Regions from separate parts of the Homo sapiens genome. Here regions 1 and 2 are each linked to region 3. The links are chromatin contacts, found by Hi-C or POLR2A ChIA-PET in ENCODE. All regions are on one chromosome and are shown on one strand. The core of a region is the stretch at or near the end of the contact, and the rest is flanking DNA. Distances in the headings are between cores, read along the strand shown.

What was found. Hi-C counts contacts between places; a loop is a spot of excess contacts on that map. ChIA-PET counts read pairs that join two places held with the same protein, here RNA polymerase II (POLR2A). Pooled maps may share reads with other maps.
Region 1: a map of Calu3 shows a loop between it and region 3 (11-fold over the local background). The contact joins the promoter of LINC02242 here to the enhancer-like site in region 3. A Hi-C loop is called at or near these places in 1 of 168 maps with a recorded cell type or tissue (Calu3). POLR2A ChIA-PET finds 5 or more read pairs at or near these places in 3 of 52 experiments (MCF 10A, T-cell and activated T-cell).
Region 2: a map of psoas muscle shows a loop between it and region 3 (2.7-fold over the local background). The contact joins two enhancer-like sites. A Hi-C loop is called at or near these places in 1 of 168 maps with a recorded cell type or tissue (psoas muscle) and 1 of 50 pooled maps. POLR2A ChIA-PET finds 5 or more read pairs at or near these places in 1 of 52 experiments (OCI-LY7).

Annotation. Positions count from the first base shown.
Region 1 is chr5:67,645,099-67,649,602 of GRCh38, forward strand. It overlaps LINC02242 (long intergenic non-protein coding RNA 2242), which reads right to left and starts at 1,691. Exons shown (of 3, transcript NR_147169.1): 1 at 1,508-1,691.
Region 2 is chr5:67,675,319-67,680,123 of GRCh38, forward strand. No RefSeq gene overlaps it. Among named protein-coding and RNA genes, the nearest start is that of LINC02242, 31 kb to the left of the region's middle. Within about 2 kb of position 2,458, at least 2 of the 41 ENCODE cell types and tissues checked have a DNase peak (open chromatin) inside an H3K27ac peak, as active enhancers do.
Region 3 is chr5:67,771,685-67,775,905 of GRCh38, forward strand. No RefSeq gene overlaps it. Among named protein-coding and RNA genes, the nearest start is that of LINC02997, 19 kb to the right of the region's middle. RefSeq lists a silencer at 2,497-2,791. Within about 2 kb of position 1,852, at least 9 of the 41 ENCODE cell types and tissues checked have a DNase peak (open chromatin) inside an H3K27ac peak, as active enhancers do.

The sequences.
Region 1 (4,504 bases), core at 441-2,940, 130 kb before region 3:
TTGCCCTCAGAAAGTTCAATTTCCCAGGTGATGTAAGACTCATATAACCAACAAAAATACAAAGTATAAAGGGCCATATTCATTAATTCTTTGTTCATTCATTTATTTAACAAATATGCTTTGAGCATTTAACTATGTGCCAGGTGTTATTCTAGATGTTCGGGAGACTGCAGTAAACAAAAGAAATTCTGTGTTCTTAGAGAATTTGTATCTGAGTTTGGGAAGCAGTCAATATATAAAATGTTAAATATGTCTGGTGGTGGGAAGTGCTTTGAAGAAAAATAAAGTAAGACAATAGATAAGAGTAATAAGGGGCACATGGCCATTTTGTACAAAGTGATAAGAAAAGCTCTAGTCAGGTCTGTCTGATAAGGGACATTTGAGCATATGTGTCCATGAAGGGAGCAATGATCCAAGAGGTTTTTGGGAAAAAAATGTACCAGGCAGAGGGAGCAGCAAGTGCAAATACCCTGAGGCCGCCGGTTATTTATTTATATTTATTTATTTTGTAAGACAGAGTCTCACTCCGTCGCCCAGGTTGGAGTGCAGTGTCGCGATCTCGGCTCACTGCAACCTCCGCCTCCCAAGTTCAAGTGATTCTTGTGCCCCAGCCTCCCAAGTAGCTAGAATTACAGGCGTGCAACACCATGCCTGGCTAAGTTTTGTATTTTTAGTAGAGATGAGGTTTTGCCATGTTCACCAGGCTGTTCTCAAACTCCTGAGATCAAGTGATCCACCTGCCTCGGCCTGCCAAAGTGCTGGGGTTACAGGAGTGAGCCACTGCGCCCAGCCAGGAGTCTTAATCACACAAAAGATTCTTCAAAGTGGTTCTGGGAATTCAGAGTTGAGATTATTTCCAGCTAAGGGTGATAATGACACAAGACCCTAGAGAAGGGGCTTGTAAAAAGACACCACAAATTTTCATAATATTTCATAGTTTTTACTTGTCTTTTGCTTAGATCATATTTCATAAATTCCTAACAATAAGTACAGGTTTTTAATTCTTATTCTCCCCTCAAAGAAAAGCCATAAACATCACTTTTCATTTTCCTATAAACATAATGAATGAACATTGCTATTAGTCATCCTTTCCCATTTCAGATTATTAATATTATCATCATTTTCAGACACAAGGTAGATTGTAGTTAAGAACCTGTGCTTTGAAGTCAAGCAGACAGTAGCTGATGTCCCAATTCAACTTCGTACTAGATTTCTCACCTTGGGAATATTGCTTAGGCTTTAGAATCATAGTTTCAGTCACCTCTTTTTACCTATGGCTCCTCATGGATGTGATACTAAAAAATTGCTCAGTGTTGCTATCCTTTTCCACCCTCTCTTTATTGAAGTATTCATAAACATCAAACTAGAAAGCAAGAAGCCCAAAATCTAAAAGTCACACTATGCAAATTTTATACAAAATAAATGAAAGTGAAAGTATGAAGAGAAGTAACAAGAACAAATGTATATACATCTTTACTGAATAAAAAGGGCTTTCATAGATACTCACCTATTAACTCTTTGATAAACTTGTAGCCTGAATATTATTCATCTTCAGTCGACTGATAAAAAATACAACTCAGACAGATTGAGTTATTTTGGCTAAGATCTCTCAGCTCGTAAGTGGCAAGGCTGCAATTTGTATTGCTCTTCTGAGTCCAATTCCTTGGGGTTAGTTATTGGTACAACTAGTGCCCAAGAAGTCCTCGCAAGACTGGAAGAACTTCCAAGTGATTAACCAAGTTGGTTGCATTATGGGCGGCCTCCCTCCTACTTGTGGAATTTGTTTTCTCACTGAGGATTGTTTTAAAAGTTACCTAAGCTGCTTCACAAAGCTTCAAAAATTCCTGGTTATGTGATAGATAATGATGTGTACAAGGCTTCCTTCTGGATGATTCTACAGGGTCTAGAATATAAATAGTTTCTCTCTATGGTGAGCAAGATCTCTGTGCTCTAAGGCTCATTTGATCACTCATCTGGGAGCTCTGCAAGAACTGGGACCATGTCTTACTCATCTCTGTATCCCAAGGCCAGCCGAAAGCCTGGCACGTGGGAAGCACTCAGGTGGGGTTTGAGCACCAGGATGCCAGGCATTATGATGGTGATGCCTGTTAAAAATCATCGGTTAAGCTCCACTTTTGCTGCAGTGAACAGACTAGACATCAGCTGTCATGAGAAAACATATTACCAGGCAACTTTTCCTTTTTTCATCCTGAATCCAAGCAACTGGCCAGGACAGTGAGATGACAGCCCTGCAACTTCCACATCTCACATCACTTCTCTCTTCTCCTACTTCCTTTTCAGAGAGCTTTTTTTTTTTTTTTTTTTTTTTTCCAAAATACAAGCCTGAGCCAGAACTACAGGCTTTGTTTGCCCCAATAGGGAATATACTTTTAAAGCAAGGATGTTAAATCACCCTGTAATTTTAGTCTCTCGAGTATCAGTTCCACCTAAACCTTCCCCATGGAGAAGGGTGGCACTGATCTCTAGACTGGTGAGGGAAATCAGCACCAGCTTGGAAGGGAGCTGCACTAGGTTTCAGTCTCCGCACTGTCATATAACAATGGCTGAATTTATTGACCAGTTACCTGCACTGATCACCTTACACACATTGCTTTCTTTAACTCTCTGTGAAGGATTCTCATTATCATTCACGTTTTGAAGATGCGAAAGTTAGAGCAGAGAGGTGAAGTGACTTGCCCAAGGTCACAGAAAATGATCAGCAGATCTAAGATGAAACAAACCAATTGTACTCCACAGCTGTATTCCTAACTGTGCTACATCAGGCAAGTGAATGACCCTCTCAGCACCTCCGTTTTCTCATCAGTAAGATGAATGGAGGAACAACGACTTTATTGGATTGTTAGGAAAAGTAATTGAGATAATGCAGGCAAGCTCCTGACACTTAGTAGTTACTTAAGGTATGTCAGTTCTCTCCCTTCCTTTACATAACCTGGAATTGGAGAGCATCACCTCTTAAGCAATCCTTTAGAAATATAAAGCTGAAATTAATCCAAACCACACCAGAGCCAATGACAATAAAGCTGATTTGTTCAGACTTATTATTCTGTTTCAATAAAGATCTGTCTCCAGTTTCCTCGGCATCCCCACAGAGCCAACCCAAACTGAAAACACATGCGGCGAATGCAAACTCATTGGTGAAACATGATAGACACTTCAAGAACCAGGAAATTCCTTCTTTATATGACTTGCTCCTTAGCCAGAGCAGTTATGGGTTAAACAATACAGCAGTGCGGCTGTGGCCTTCAAGATGCACAGTGGGGCTTCATGCTCCTGGAGGGAATGGAAGCACAGGGTTCTGCTTGCCAGCTGGCACCGACACTCCACGGACAAGATACGCATGGCCTGGCCTTCCAAGTTGAGAGCAATTGCTGGCAGTACACTGTGAGCATGTGAAGCTAAGGGAGTATTTTTTTTTTAAGTCCCATCATTGTTTTTCTTTCTTTAAATGGTAGCCACTGAAAAGCTATGCAAACACTTCAGCTGTGGAATATTTAATCTGACATTTGGCATGGCTCCCTTGTTGATCCAAGACATAAAGTATGCAGTTGTTTCATGGCTTACTCAAAAAAGATAAGCTAGATACAAATTAATTTTCCTTCTCCTTGCTTTTAGCTGGGTCCCTGCATGGATGCATCCTTGATTCCTAAGCAATGGGATGACAATTATAGACCACAAGAGCAGAAGGTGAATAGTTCATTTAACTAGATGGGTCAATTGAATACTTTTCTTCTGGGGGGTAAAGGGGGATACTCTACTAAAAGCTTTAGGAGTCCCTGTGGTTGTGGTGTTTTCAAAGGTTTGGCAGCTCTTCTCACAAGATTTGGGGTTTCGGGGTTTCATGTGCTGTCATGGAAACATCACCAGAATGGTCCCCTCTTCACTCTGTTGTCATTGGTCTTTAGCAAGAGGAGAACCAGCATCTTGTGAGAGTCTTGCACCTGTTCACATCGGACATACCTCCTGGCTGTATCTGCTTTTTCACTCCATCAGGACAAGTTTAACTATCTCACTGGCAGATTTGGTTTCCTGAAAGTAAATCTCCTGTAGGTTCTCTTTCACTGTCATTGAGTGGTTTCTGACCCTAGACTGGTAAGGAGAACATTGCCCCTTCTCACAAAACACAGGGATCCAAAAAACTGAGTGAGTGGGCAGTTCTTGTTTCTCAGCATGTGCAGGGAAGGACACAGAAATGTCCAACATTAGAAAGGGAACAGAGACCTTCCTTGTCCAAGTGTTCCTCCACTAGAGAGTTAGAACAGTTGCTGAATGTAAACAAACACACTTCCTAAAGTCTCATCCTTTCTTCAGGTGGACCAAGAGTGCCAAAAACACTGGAAATTATAGTCCAATGAGGACTTTATTCATTCTCCTGTGTTTCAATGCCCATTGTTATAACAACCATGTGATTTAAACATCAGGCTGCTGTCACTTGACTGCAGGTAATGATATAATTTTGCATTAGAGAAATACTGAAACACAGTTA
Region 2 (4,805 bases), core at 1,208-3,707, 96 kb before region 3:
AACAGACCCTGAAGTAGAGATTTTTTTTGCAAGAAATTTGCAGGAGAAATGAGTGAAGCAAGGCTGTGAGAAGGAGAAATTGAGTTACAATGTGGTGGCAGCAGAGTTCTTAACTGACCTCACTGGGGTCTATGGCACTGTGATGGTGCTTTAGTGGTGTACCAACTTGAGGCAAGAAGGCCACTTGAACCAGTCATTGGACACAAGTTGCCTCCAGAAAATTTGTGTAAACTTGAGTAAGGCAGCTCCCTTTGTCTGCGGGCAATTATGGGGTAAAGGCTCAACTGTGAGTCCTCAGCAGCCCACAGTCCTGTTAGAGGAGGAAATGAGCACTTCGGCCCTAAAGGAGCCATCTGAGTAGTATGTGACAGTATCTACCACATCATGATTCCAACGATCTCAATGAATGCTCCAGAAATTTAGTCTTCTGTTGAATTTTAAAACCAATTTATTGAAAAAATAGGCTGAATACAGGGAACCTGAAATTTACCAGAGTAAGAAAATATCCTGCTGGGGTAAAATAAGCAAAATCTCTGCTAAGTAACAGATCATATTTCTTCTGATCTATCTAAGAATTAGCACACACTGTTGAAAAGGGAAGTATGCTTTTGAACATTAAATATGTGGTCTTCAGGCGCTGATAGTAAAGGCTACTAGGAAGGGCTAGAGCTTTTTCAGGTAAGCACATGGTCCCCTAGTTGTTCTCCAACAGAAGTTTCAATCATACTTGTCAAAGATATCATAAAGTTTTTAAAAGGATGAAATTTTTTTTTCCTTTCACTTTTTTCTCCTTTGAGTCTCCTCCCTCCAGAAGCATTTATCTCTATGTGAGCCTACTAAGATTCTGTCAGGTTCCCTGTCTAGGTACCCAGTAGAGACTAGGGCTAACCCACAATGGCCATGACTTCTTTCTTCCCCGCAGGATGGGCACACAGAAAAAAAATAATAATAAGAGCATACCAGAAAATTGTAAGGAAACAGATGATTAAGAAAATGGGGAATTTAGATTCTAGTAACATTTTAACATTCTGTGAAAGTCAGGGGAACATGATATGCCAACCAGAGGGAGAGAGCATTATCAAGCACTCAGTAACAAATCTGTGGATCTGTCAACCAAAATGTTAGTAAGATGCTTCTTTTGCCAAGATCCTTAAGATTAATGGGGAAAATCTGAATTATACAAACACCATAGCTTTAATAACTATGAGAGAAAAGTCTCTGAGAGATTATTACGAATATAGAAACACTTCAAGTCCTACAAATGCATATACATTATACTAACAAGGAAAAGCCTGGATATAGAACTAAAGAGGGTCATTTCACTCTCTCTCCTCTCTCTCTCTCTTTCTCTGTCTTTCATACATTCTCTAAAGCAATAAAAGGTTGTCAGATCAACCAATAAACCTCTAAAACTCCAAAATATGTCTGAAATCACAAAATAATATTCTTTGCATGATGAAATGTACTCTGTCTCTGATTACATAGACCTCAATGTGAGAGTGCCTTGGCCTCTATTATTTAAAGAATACTATGGAAACAAAAACTTTAATACAGTAAATCTGCGGTTGTAAACTGCTATCACATAAATTAAGTCTGGTTTATCAATAGTTTTTGGCCTCAGATATCTATTTTATTAATATTCTGAACAATCTGAATCCCTAGAAACACTGGACTTCCAGGCCTATGTGGGGCATACGCTCATCTTTTCAGCCCTCTCCTTCATGCCACTCTCTTACCACTTCATTTAGGGATTTGAATTAGCAACTCTAGAAACAAATATAAAAATAGCAGTGAGGCAATTAATAAATACAGGCTGGGAGAGGTCAAGAATAAATTATGTTGCTGAATAGCTAACCTTAAAGATATCACTAATAAAAGTAAACTAAAACCTTGCTGTTTGAGGGTTTTTTATGTAAAACAACTAATTTGACCAATTAGCTATACATGTGGTTATAAATTAGGCAATATATTCAGCTAAAGAAAAGCAAGGCCCTCTAGATACCCATGTTGTAGAAGCTGTCACTTAATGACATAAATAAGCTCTACGCCAAACAGAAAATGCAATCATAATTAGTGGTTTTTTTCTAAGTAAAAAAATGCAATAGTCAAAACACTCATAAACAATTATAGACAAGTTCCTTAAAGTTCTGAGATTATTAGCTGGGGCTTATTAACCACAAATACTCAACAAACAGTCACTTGGTAATTATGCTAGGAACACTCTTGTTAACTTAGAACCAATTCTAAGAACTGATGGTGAAAACCAACACAATTAAAATGAAACTAGAGAGCTGTACTGAGGGGGATGAACTCAGGAAACCCAAGCTCTGTTGGATTGTGGAGACTTGAGAGAATCCATGGGGTTAGAACATTCAAAGTAGTCACTTTTGACAGCCTGAGTACAGTTAAGCCATTGGTGTTGTGTGTTGCGGAGGTGGCATCAGGTTTCTGGCAAGCTGCACTGGAATGAAGGAAGCAATACCTCATGACATTTGCCACACCATATGGCAGGTGGAGGTTTTGCAGAATGCCATGCAGTGTCACCTCATCACAGGAACTGTTCTAGTGAGTGTTACTTGATACATGTAGCTTGCGAAGGAGTTCAAATTCCTGTAGATGATTACATTATCCAGAGGAAAAGACAAGGGCTGAGATAACCTGAGAATTCTGGAGGAGCCAAGCCAAGAAAGAAATTCTGTATACAGTGAGAATAAACTAGAAATTAGAGGACCAGCAAAAGTCAGGGGAACAATACTCAATGGATCAATATTTACTGAGCTTTGAATAAAGTGACTAAGGATGTGGGATCTAGGTCAGACTGGTAATTAATGTTACTTCCATTTCTATTGCAATTTTCTCCAAAAAATAAGCATAATTGCTATTTATTATGTACTTATTGTGTGCTAGGTACTGCGCTTTATGCTTTTCCTGCTTTAGGATGCTTAATGAACATTTGCTGACTGAAGGGATGAGTTAATTCTTCCAGCCACCCTGCAAGGATTACAGATGAGAAGTTAAGCATCTTGTTCAAGCTGTGCTACTAACAGACAAAAGAAATAAAATAAAATCTAAGTCTGCCTCACTCCAAATCCCACGAATTTTCTACTGTTGCTTTGGGCATAGCGTTGATAAATGAGCAAAGTTACAAGTCACCAATAACCACTCAACGAGTAGTATCAGAGTAGAATAAGAAAGAGAATGGCTGAAAGAAGTGCAGCAAGAAGAGTCTGAACAATATCTGGGGACATGGAAATGATATGAGGGGCAGTGACTTTGATAGATGGAAGCTTAGAAAGTGAGAATGCTGGACTTGGATTAGGTACTCACCTTCTGATCGCAGACATTAAGAATCTGCTTGTCATGAGGCATGATTTCTTGTAGGATGTAGGCTCAATATCTCTGAATGGTGCTCTCTATAGAATGTTCTATTTCTGGGGCTGGGAAGGTTGGGGGGAATGAATGAAAAGATTGTGCAATATGCGTGCGGTCTCAGATGCAGGTCTTTCTTGACTCTGAATGCTCACATGGTTGTGGCTCCCAAAGTCTGGGGTCTCATTAAAGTATTCTCTCACTTTATGCACATAATGAGTTCACAGGAGGAGGGATTCAAGCAGCCAGCATTTTTCATCTCCTTATCTATCTCTGTGGACTTTCATCTGTAACCAACTATGGGACTTGTAAGCTGGGACGGTGGGGACCCATCTGACATTATGCCTGCAATTCATTACCACCTCCTACGCCCTCCTGGAAGAATTTTCAAACAGTTCTTCCAACAACAATCCAGCTAATATGTATATTCTCCTGGAGTAGTGGCTCTACTTGTCCAGACAACATTATGCTTGCCCCATGCCGGTGTAGACATCTCTGCAGACCATAAAAATTATTGTGTCAAGCAGTTAAGCCATTAGGCTATTGGGTACAAGAATTGATCTGCTACCAATGCCATTTGCTAATGCCATCCAGTGTAGGATAGATGCAAGAAGCTGAAGCTCAGCCAGTGGACTTTGTTTTACAAATGCAGCTGCTTCTCAATTATCCTGAATAATGAGGAACAGAAACTGCCTGAGAACAATGATGGATAGGTCTCAAGCTGTTTTCAGTAAAGTACATCTCCTATAGGAGGGTTATAACAAAACCACACAAAGAGTATGTGTCCCTCAATATAAAGTGAGGACACCTAGACTGATTTTGAACTTATATTTCTAAGTTACACGGATGTTAAACATTGAATTGCAGCTGAAGCAGATGGACATAACTCCAGAAATCCAGGGAGGCTGCCAAAAAGCCCAAGCTAACAGATTGCTGTAGCCATATAAAATAGGTCAAGTTGGACCTTATGCATGCTCCAGGGAAAGCTCTGAGACCCACACACATGCACACACGCATGCGCACGTGCACGCGCGCATACACACACACACACACACACACACACACACACAGAGATTTGAGACATAAAGCCCTGATTATGTAGATATTCTATATATGCATATATAAATATCCTTATATGTACCTGCATCTATATCTATATACATACAGCTAAGCAGAAAGTGACATTTCCACACTAAAGTCCTGTTCTGCAGAAATCATTTTTAAATACAAGCTGCAATTGTTGTAGTATGGGTAAGGCTGTGCATACCAAAGTCCTGATATTTGCAGTAACTGAACCCCTTTGGAAGAAGTCTAAATTAGCATCAACAATCCTGAATTCTATACAAATAAAAACTATGTATTTTGACTCTAGAATATCACCAAAGGAGACATTCTAGATCTTCAAAGGCAATATGTTAAAGCATTCTGGATAAAAT
Region 3 (4,221 bases), core at 602-3,101:
ATGGATTTGGGTGGGTATTTGGGAGGTCGGGAGTGGCTGGTGCCAAAGGAAGAAAGGGAAAAAAGAAGAAAAAGGATGGTTTCTAACCTCCTGGTTAGAAACAAAAACCCTGGAAGGGAGGGACACATATCCATCTAACCAGCTTCTGCCTGTGCCATCTCTATCACCCGTTTCTAAATTCTCTCCAAAATATTCACGCCTACTTTTGGTGTGAGACTTGTGTAAGAAGGTTATGTTTACCATTTTATTTTTACTCTGTGAGAAGGTTATTTTACCTTGTGTGACTGACACAACAGCTGTCAGTGCTCTGGAAGAGGCAGACGCCTTCCGTGACAAGTTAAATGGCCACCTCTGGCCATCTAATCCACAGTCCTTTCCTGACAAGGAAACATCACGGGTAGCTAACGAGGTGATCAGAGTAGGAGTTGAATAACAGTAAGAAAGAATTGGAGACAGTTTAGGGGGATGGAATTGACTTGTAAGACTTAAAGATATGGATGCAAAAGAAGAGAATCTTTTGCAATGGAGAATACAGACATAGTTTGCTCCTGAGAGAAACACAGCTGAAGAGGAATTATAAATGATTGACTAGAGTACCATAATGATGTGAAGCAGCCCTGGCAGTCAGCATGGAAAGAAGGAAAGGAACCGTAGCAGCATTGTAGGAAAAAAAAAAAAAGGATTCCAAAATAGGTTCCAATATGGCTCTCAGGGTCTGATGTGGCTCCTTTCCTAGCTGTGTGATCCTGGAGAAATCATTTAGCCTCTCTGAAATTCACTCAGCTTCAATATTTTCATCCACAAAATAAGAATACTAGCTGGGATAATCTTTCAGCTACCTTCAACTCTAAAATTATTATCTTCCTCTTACCTTTTATGATTCTAAAATCTTGGGAGGAAGAGTTGGGAAAGTATTCACTAAAATCTAAAACTAAACAGCTTCAATTTTCACCAGTGATCATTTACACAGTACAGGAGGGCAAGAGGGAGGGTGTCTGCATTGAGTTAGTTTTGTTGATGCAATGAACAGTGCAGAGGGCAGGGGAGCAGGTAGGATATTCCTTCCTTCCACTATCTTTAAAAATAATAACAATACTACCTTATAGTTGTATTCTGTGTTATTCTTTTAGAAATTCTTGCAAATCCCTTGCCGTCTTTGATATTTATAGCAATTAGGTGAAATGGGCAAGAAAGTTTTTTCGTTTTTGTTTTTGTTTCACCAATGACAAATTCAGAGAGTTTAAATGAGTTTCTTAGAGTTGTAGAGCTGGTTAATGATAGGGCTGGGACTAGATTTTTGGTCTCTAGAACACTGGGGTTGGGTATTTGCTTTTGGGTACCTTTTGGAACAGTCTTCCCAGCAGTATCCAGAAACATGAGGAAGCTGCCTGGTTGTCACAATCCCAAATGACCTCAAAAAGAGGATGCAGCTTCTCAGATTGGACTGTATTTGTCTTTGGTCAACTCATAAGTATCTTTTGGTAAGAGCCTCCAAAATAGGGTGTAAACACCCTGGAGGTATACAAGGTGATGCATTAGGGTGCAGAGGAAAAATACTAAGAAAATTGCTATTTGCATTCATTTTTCATCTTTTTAAATCTAATTTTTGTGTGTTTTATGTTACATAATATATTAGCATAAAGTATCAGAATAGGCAGTACATGAGGATAACTTACAAATGGGGTATATGTTGTACTGATTTAATCCATGATCAAAACTATTTCAAGACTATGTTTTAGAAAATTGAGGGAAAGGCCTGAAGGGTGAATCATATGGCTGTTAACAGGAGTCTTCTCTTGCTCTTATCCCCTAAGATGACTCAGGGAAAATGGGAAAGGTTGTGGAAAAGACCAGGTTCAATCAGAATCTTGAAGAACATCCAGAGAAGTAGATGAGCAAATGGAACAGCTCTGACCAAATTAGGGCGGCCGGTCACATGCTTCCCACCAACACAAAGGTCTCTTTGTTTTCTGCACACACACTGCAGTTCTTTGTCAATTATAATCAACGATTCCATTCAGCTCTTCTTGCCACCACTTCTCTCCTGTCTTTCTAGTCTGCTGGGCAATAAATGTAAGGTAAAACTTCACAAGACCTTTAAAAGATAAGGTTGAAAGAGAAAAATACATCCTAATCAATGAACCTACCCAGAGGAAATAACTGGGGGATTATTCATAACTTACAACTTAGTTGCCAACTAATTTTTGGTGTTGAAGATCATTGTACTATACTGGGTAAGTTTACAAAACAGAAAAGGAATAATGGTGAGGAGAAAAATTATTACCTCTTGTCTATGGACTCCAGGAAGTGCACCCAAGATTATTAAGTTATTAACACAGAGACAAAGAAGGAGTGGTATGTAATATCAGATAAGTAAGTACTCTTTCTACAGTGGCAAGTAGAAAGTCATCTCTCAGGGTTAATATTTGGGACTTTTCAAGGAAAGAGAGAGCTGTAGAAGGGGTAAAAGGTTTCCTTACACATACAAATATTATAGGGCAAAAGGAGCCAACCTAAGGATTTTGCTCACAGTATGCCTGTGTCATTAAACCACTTTCTTTACTTGCAATTGTTGGCAGACATCAAAGCCACTGGATCACTGTTATGATATTTCATAACAGCACAGACCATAGGCGTCGTCTCATGCAATTCTGGTGTGCCTAACACAGTCCTGCCAGGAAGGCATCTGAAGGCTTCCAAGCCTGAGCTTTCTGAATTTTGAGTGTGGTACTGTGGAAAGTGCTGGATTTGAGGGGTGAAGGGAGGCCAAGGTCTTTGGTTTCTTGTTCCACTTCTGTCATTAAATTCCTTGGGTGGACTTCTTAATCTCATTTTATAGAGCAAATTCATTATAGAGAAAATTATGAGAAAGTTTCTTTCTCATCTGTGGCATTTATTTATTCATCAAACATTGTTGTATTTCCTATGTTTCAACACAATATTAAATGCCAGAAATACTAGTATTTAAAAAATACTTTTTCTCAGAGGGCACACAGTCTAAATAAAAAGATAAGACACATACAATTATGGTTAACTCAGTATAGAGCAATATATGAATGAAGACAAACAAGTGATATCTTAGTAAATGCTATTAAACGTCTTAAAGGAAAAGAAAAAGTTATCTTGTAATGCAAAAAAAAAAAAAAAAAACCCCACAAAGTTATCATGGTTTCCCTCTGGCATCCTCTTCCGCTTTGCTTTGTTCTGGCACCCATCTTTGCTGGATCCCATTGGCGTACAGATGAGAAGAGTAGAAAAGAGCACACAGCTTAAAATCACAGAACTGTGACTTCTCCTTTTTTCTCTATTCTAGAGTGTGCCTGCAGCATGCATTCATTACTGCATCTGATGGAAGCACAAAGGGAGAGACAAAGATGCAGAGAACAATGGTAAACAATTGGTGAAATGTGTTGGCAAATTGAGTCCAATGCTGTCTGTAACAAATGGCAGCTATTTTGTGTGTGTGTCATCTAAATAAAAATAAGGTGGATTAACAAACAACTGTATCTGGCCGAGGGAAGACTGCCGCCATTTTCTTAATAAATCAGTTATTGTGTGATTTATAATAAACTATTTGGACTACTTTCCTACCATGTATTTCCAGTAGAGGGATTTAGAAAGCTAATTTTAAGGCCAGGCATGGTGGCTTATGCCTGTAATCGCAGCACTTTGGGAGGCTGAGGCGGTTGGATCGCTTGAGGTCAGGAGTTTGAGACCAGCCTGGCCAACATGGTGAAACCCCATCTCTACTAAAAATACAAAAATTAGCTGGAAATCACTTGAACCTGGGAGATGGAGGTTGCAGTGAGCTGAGATCATGCCATTGCACTCCAGCCTGGGAGACAGAGCAAGATTCAGTTTCAAAAATAATAGTAATAATAGTAATAATAATAATGATAATAATAATAATAATAATAAAGGAAAGCTATTTTTTTTTTTTTTGAGATGGAGTATCACTCTGTCACCCAGGCTGGAGTGCAGTGGTGCTATCTCAGCTCACTGCAACCTCTGCCTCCCAGGTTCAAACGATTCTCCTGCCTCAGCCTCCTGAGTAGCTGGGATTACAGGCATCCAACACCATGCCCGGCTAATTTTTGTGTTTTGTATTGTTGGTCAGGCTGGTCTTGAATTCCTGACCTCGTGATCTGCCTGCCTTGGCCTCCCAAAGTGCTGGGATTACAGGCGTGAGCCACCGAGTCTGGCCAAGGAAAACTAATATGA